Regions from separate parts of the Homo sapiens genome. Here region 1 is linked to region 2. A link is a loop called in an ENCODE intact Hi-C map of the cell type or tissue named here. Cell type or tissue: heart right ventricle. All regions are shown on one strand.

The links. A loop is a pair of places that touch in the nucleus more often than their neighbours do. Peaks named below come from ENCODE experiments on the same cell type or tissue, not always from the same donor. Only the 100,000 strongest peaks of a DNase experiment are listed, where the experiment ranks them.
Region 1: a loop joins it to region 2, with 1.9 times the contacts of the local background. A loop is called at or near these places in 4 of 110 quality-filtered maps.

Annotation. Positions count from the first base shown.
Region 1 is chr14:20,393,963-20,396,462 of GRCh38, reverse strand. It overlaps TEP1 (telomerase associated protein 1), which reads left to right. Exons shown (of 55, transcript NM_007110.5): 11 at 514-604; 12 at 836-1,013. Among named protein-coding and RNA genes, the nearest start is that of TEP1, 18 kb to the left of the region's middle. In heart right ventricle, no CTCF peak of the experiment used is centred here; no DNase peak of the experiment used is centred here.
Region 2 is chr14:20,326,410-20,328,909 of GRCh38, reverse strand. CCNB1IP1 (cyclin B1 interacting protein 1) reads left to right here. Exons shown (of 7, transcript NM_021178.5): 3 at 2,117-2,194. It overlaps SNORD126 (small nucleolar RNA, C/D box 126), which reads left to right and starts at 2,371; the gene lies at 2,371-2,469. In heart right ventricle, a CTCF peak has its summit at 1,446 (motif pointing left); no DNase peak of the experiment used is centred here; H3K27ac peaks cover 909 bases.

The DNA of each region.
Region 1 (2,500 bases), 68 kb before region 2:
AGGTTGAGGGAGATAAGTTTTGGGGTTCAGTAAATCCTTTGAGAAGTTACAGTAGAGTATAAGAACTTTCATTTTAATTTTCTGAGCTCAGTGACTTACCAGGAAGAGACACTTGTGTGATGTAACTGATTTCAGAAGGAGTCTTTGTTTTTTATTTATAGAGATGGGGTTTTGCGATGTTGGCAAGGCTGGTCTCAAACTCTTGAGCCCAGGCAGTCCACCTGCCTAAGGCTCCCAAAGTGCTGGGATTACAGGCGTGAGCTACCACACCCTGCCCAGAGGGAGTCTTAAAAGAAACGGGGCTCCTTCTGTTACTTTCTCTTCTTTTGTTACCTTTTCTCACATCCTAAAATGATGACTTTTTTCTTTCTTCTTATTACCCCTTTTCTATATCTCTTGTCTAAGTTCATTTTGTCCTTCTGTACCTTCCCACAAAGCTAATAGAGTGGACCCCTGAAGCCCCCCATACTCCCGGCTCCTGTGCTCATGACCCCTCCCTCCTTTGCTTTCTAGAAGTCGGTGATCCACAGTCGGCAGTTTCCATTCAGATTTCTTAACGCCCATGATGCCATTGATGCCCTCGAGGCTCAACTCAGAAATCAAGGTATTCTCCCCTTTCTTCCAACTCCTCTTTGCCTCCCACATCTGACAATAAATGAAGCAGCAGCACCAATATTTTTAGCCTCTTGCTTTGCAGTCTCAGGGTGTATCGGGGTGGGGGGCAGAGGTCAGGCACTTGCCAGCCCCAAGGGTTGGGGCTCAGGTCACATTACTGGTAGGAAAAGATGAGGGAATAGAAGCTGCCTAACTCGGAAATTTACCTGTCATCATACAGCATTGCCCTTTCCTTCGAATATAACACTGATGAGGCGGATACTAACTAGAAATGAAAAGAACCGTCCCAGGCGGAGGTTTCTTTGCCACCTAAGCCGTCAGCAGCTTCGGATGGCAATGAGGATACCTGTGTTGTATGAGCAGCTCAAGAGGGAGAAGCTGAGAGTACACAAGGCCAGGTATGTATGCACTGTCTGGGAGCCAAGGGTGGGCAATCGGGGCTACCCTGGCACAGGTTGGAAGTCATCTGGGAATCCCAACTGTTTTTCTGTAAAGGTTTGCTTGTCAGTCATCGCAGTGGCTCAGAACTGCCTGGTTTCTTGCACAGCACACCTTGTCTTTAACATTGTCCTAAAGAGAGATCATGAAACAAAGTCTACTCCTGGACCTCCACTCTATTATCTGTGATTGTTTTATTGGTTTATGTAGATTCCTTTCTTTTAGTTATGCTGATGTATGGTGGTGTATGCTGGTGTCCTCTCTGCTTCTGCTCTGATTCATGGTTTTCTTTTTCTTTTCTGTGACATGTTTGTTTTTCTTTTTGTTTCTATCTTTCTGTATTTTTTGACCCATTCATCTTTTTTGTTTTTGTTGTGTGTGTGTGTATTTTGAAATACACACAAAGATAGTTACCATCAGCAGGCTCAAAGACAGATGTACCATCTGTTTTGTAGGCTTGATGAAGTCTCAGCTGTCTTTTTAAGTGGTTCATCAGTATCTTACACTTATTTTTACTCAAAACAAACACAGGACTCACTTAACTTTCTAGAGGGCTCAGTAACTAGGAATCTCCTGAATCAGTAGCTGAACAGAGGGCCATTTAAGAATCAAGCCTGGCTGGGTGTGGTGGCTCACGCCTGTAATCCCAGAACTTTGGGAGGCCGAGGCAGGTGGATCACGAGGCAGGTGGATCATGAGGTCAGGAGTTTGAGACTAGCCTGGCCAACATGGTGAAACCCCCTGTCTACTAAAAATACAAAAATTAGCCGGGTGTGGTGGTGGGTGCCTGTAATCCCAGCTACTTGGGAGACTAAGGCAGGAGAATCACTTGAACCCGGGAGGCGGAGGTTGCTGTGAGCTGAGATCGCGCCATTGCACTCCAGCCTGGGCAACAAGAGTGAGACTCTGTCTCAAAAAAAAAAAAAAAAAAAAAAGCCCAAGGGGCCAGTCCAAATGGTATTTGTGTACTGACCAATGTAGCCACTAGCCACATGTGGCTATTTAGCAGTTGAAATATGCTAGTGACGTCTGAGTTGAGACATGCTAGGTTTTGAAGGCAGTCTGAAAAAAGAGTGTGAAATATTCATAACTTTTGTATTAATTACAGGCTGACATGAAAATGTTTTCATATATTGGGTTAAATAAAATGCAGTATTAAATTAATTTTAGCCAGGTGCAGGTGCTTGCACTTGTAGTCCCACCTACTTGGGAGGCTGAGGTGCTGGGATCTCTTGAGCTCAGGAATTTGAGGCTGCAGTGAGCTATGATCATGCCACTGCACAGACTAGGCAACAGAGGAAGACCCTGTCCCTTTTTTTTTTGAGACAGGATTTTATTCCCATCACCCAGGCTGGAGTGCAATGGCACAATCCCAGCTCACTGCAACCTCTACCTCTCAGGCTCAAGTGATTCTCCTGCCTCAGCCTCCCAAGTAGCTGGGATTATA
Region 2 (2,500 bases):
TGGGATCATTGATTGTTTATGGAGCATTTGCACAATACTTAGTAAATACGAAATGTCCTTTGTATGGTGGAATGACACTTGTTGAAGCATGCATGACTAGAATCCTGCAGGGAAGCATCACACATTGGGAAAGGTATCACATATTTAACATCAGGATTTATGTGCCAGGCTTTGTGCTATGTGTCAAAACAAAAAGACCAGGCCTCTTGCAATCTGGGTTTTGTTTGTGAGTTGAGATTAATAGAGAAGTTGTTCCTTTCAACCTATAATTATTATCCTGTAAGAATACTTAGATCAAGTAGTTTTTTTTTTAATTTCCTTTTTAAAAAAATTTATTTTAGGTTTGGAGAGATCAAGGAGTTTTAAGGTAGACATTGTTAAAACTGGAGAAACCTTTCACACCATGTCTTGCTTCTTGTCTACATTCTCTTAGTTAACCTTGCATCCTGCTGATCTGAAAACATTTTACATAGTTAAAGCTAAGTATAGGGCAAGGAAGGAGTAAAATAACATTTTGATCATATCTGTCTGAGATATTTAAAATGCTTCAGTTTCTTTCCAACCTACTGAGCTAGCATGTCACTGCATTACATTTTAAAGCAAACCTTTAGCTCTGTGTATTTCCTGTAGGAAGTACCATGGTGAATTGAAGAGTATGGAGTTTTGATGGAATTGAATTTAAATCCTAGCTCTTACTAGTTAGGTGACCTTAGGAAATTTATGTAATTTTTCTGAGCCTCAATTTTCCTGTAAATAGGGGGTTGTAAAATTTAAATGATACAAATTCTATACAGCTTGACAGATAGGATTTCTAAAGAATGATAGCCACTGCTTTCTTTTCTGTCAGCTTATTTTAGACCCATTCTTAAAGGCACTGATGTCCAATGGAGCCTTCTGTTATGATGGAAATGCTCTATGTTTGTACTGCCAATTTAGCTATTGAGTAATGAAAATGTGACTAGGGTAATGGGAGAAATTTAATTTTTAACTCTAATTAAGTGGTTACTTATTGGACATGCAACTTTAAGGTCCACTTGTGACCCACTCTTTTTGCTTCATGAAGCCTTCCTTGACCAATCCTACTTCTTTTCTTAACCTTACTTGCTTTCTACTACTTATTTGGTGGTATGTTAATTTCTGTGAGTCTTGTCTTTCTGGCTAGATTGTATCTGAGGTTATGGATTTTTAAATCTCCACACTGCTGCATGAAAAAGAACATAATGATGAAAGTATAACTGCAGTATTTTTAGCTAACAAGTTTTAGATGATCATTACAAGTAAATACAAAAAATTTTCTAGCTAGTAATTAGGTGAAGAGTAGGGAATAGTGTGAAGGTTGCCTGCAAAGATGAACTGCGTATCTAGTATGTATTTGACCTGAAAGTTCAGATGACACGCAAATGCTGGAAGAGGAAATTAAAGCAAGACTCTTTCTTACACTGCCATCTTGTGGCAGACTTGGGTTACAAATGTTACTAATTCAATTTTCCTATATAAAGGGAAGATTTTCTTCAGATTATTTTGACAAAGGATTACGAAGAGTAAAGGTTAAATACAATCCGGCATTGGCTCAAATGAAATTGAAACATGCTTTGAAAAAACTGACTATTTTGGATTATTTTCTCAGTTATCTGAATCTTAAAAGTTCTTGACTCCTTCCTCTTGCATAACTGTTTTCTTACTGTGAGGTTGTTGACCTTTATAGCCTTTCAGAAGTTGGTTAGACTATTGTGCAGTTTTATCCAAGCTTGTAAATTTATACAAAATTAAGCTTGTGTAGGGGTCCTGCTCGGTTTTTTTTTGTTGTTGTTGTTAAATTTTTTTTGTTTTGTTCGAGACGGGGTCTTACTCTGTTGCCTAGGCTGGAGTACAGTGGCACGATCACAGCTCACTGTAACCTTGAACTCCTGATCCTGCCCTATTTGATATTGAGCTTGGGCATTTGGTGACATTCTCCAAATAGATGAGTCAATAATTTATATTAATGAATGGAGAGTTAAATAAAGGATGAACGGTTACTCTAAATTTTCTTGTGACTTGGTATAGAACATGCTGGTGTGAGTTGTCATGTAATCATAACCTTTGTGAATTTATTTATGTTTTTTAAATTTTCCAGAAATGATCCTAGATAATTGATAGATCCTGTGGTTCAACTGGATTTCTAGATAGAAGCTGGATTCATGTGATGCCAGAGGTAAGAGTAAGAGCAAAATCTTCGTTTTTACCTCATTTGGATTTCTAATCACTTAGCAAGACTTGGGACTCGGTGTTATTAGTGGATGGAATTTGGTAATTAAAAAAAATCCCCAGTTCTAACCTTAGGAGAATTTTCCTGTTTAGGGATGAGGAGCCAGTGCTGGTTTGCCCTTCCTCAGTCATTTACAGTTTGCCATGATGAAATGCATGTTAAGTCCGTGTTTCAGCTGATCAGCCTGATTAAACACATGCTCTGAGCAGACTAAAGCTAGGGGCAAACACCTGCAATTGAATTCTGCTTGTT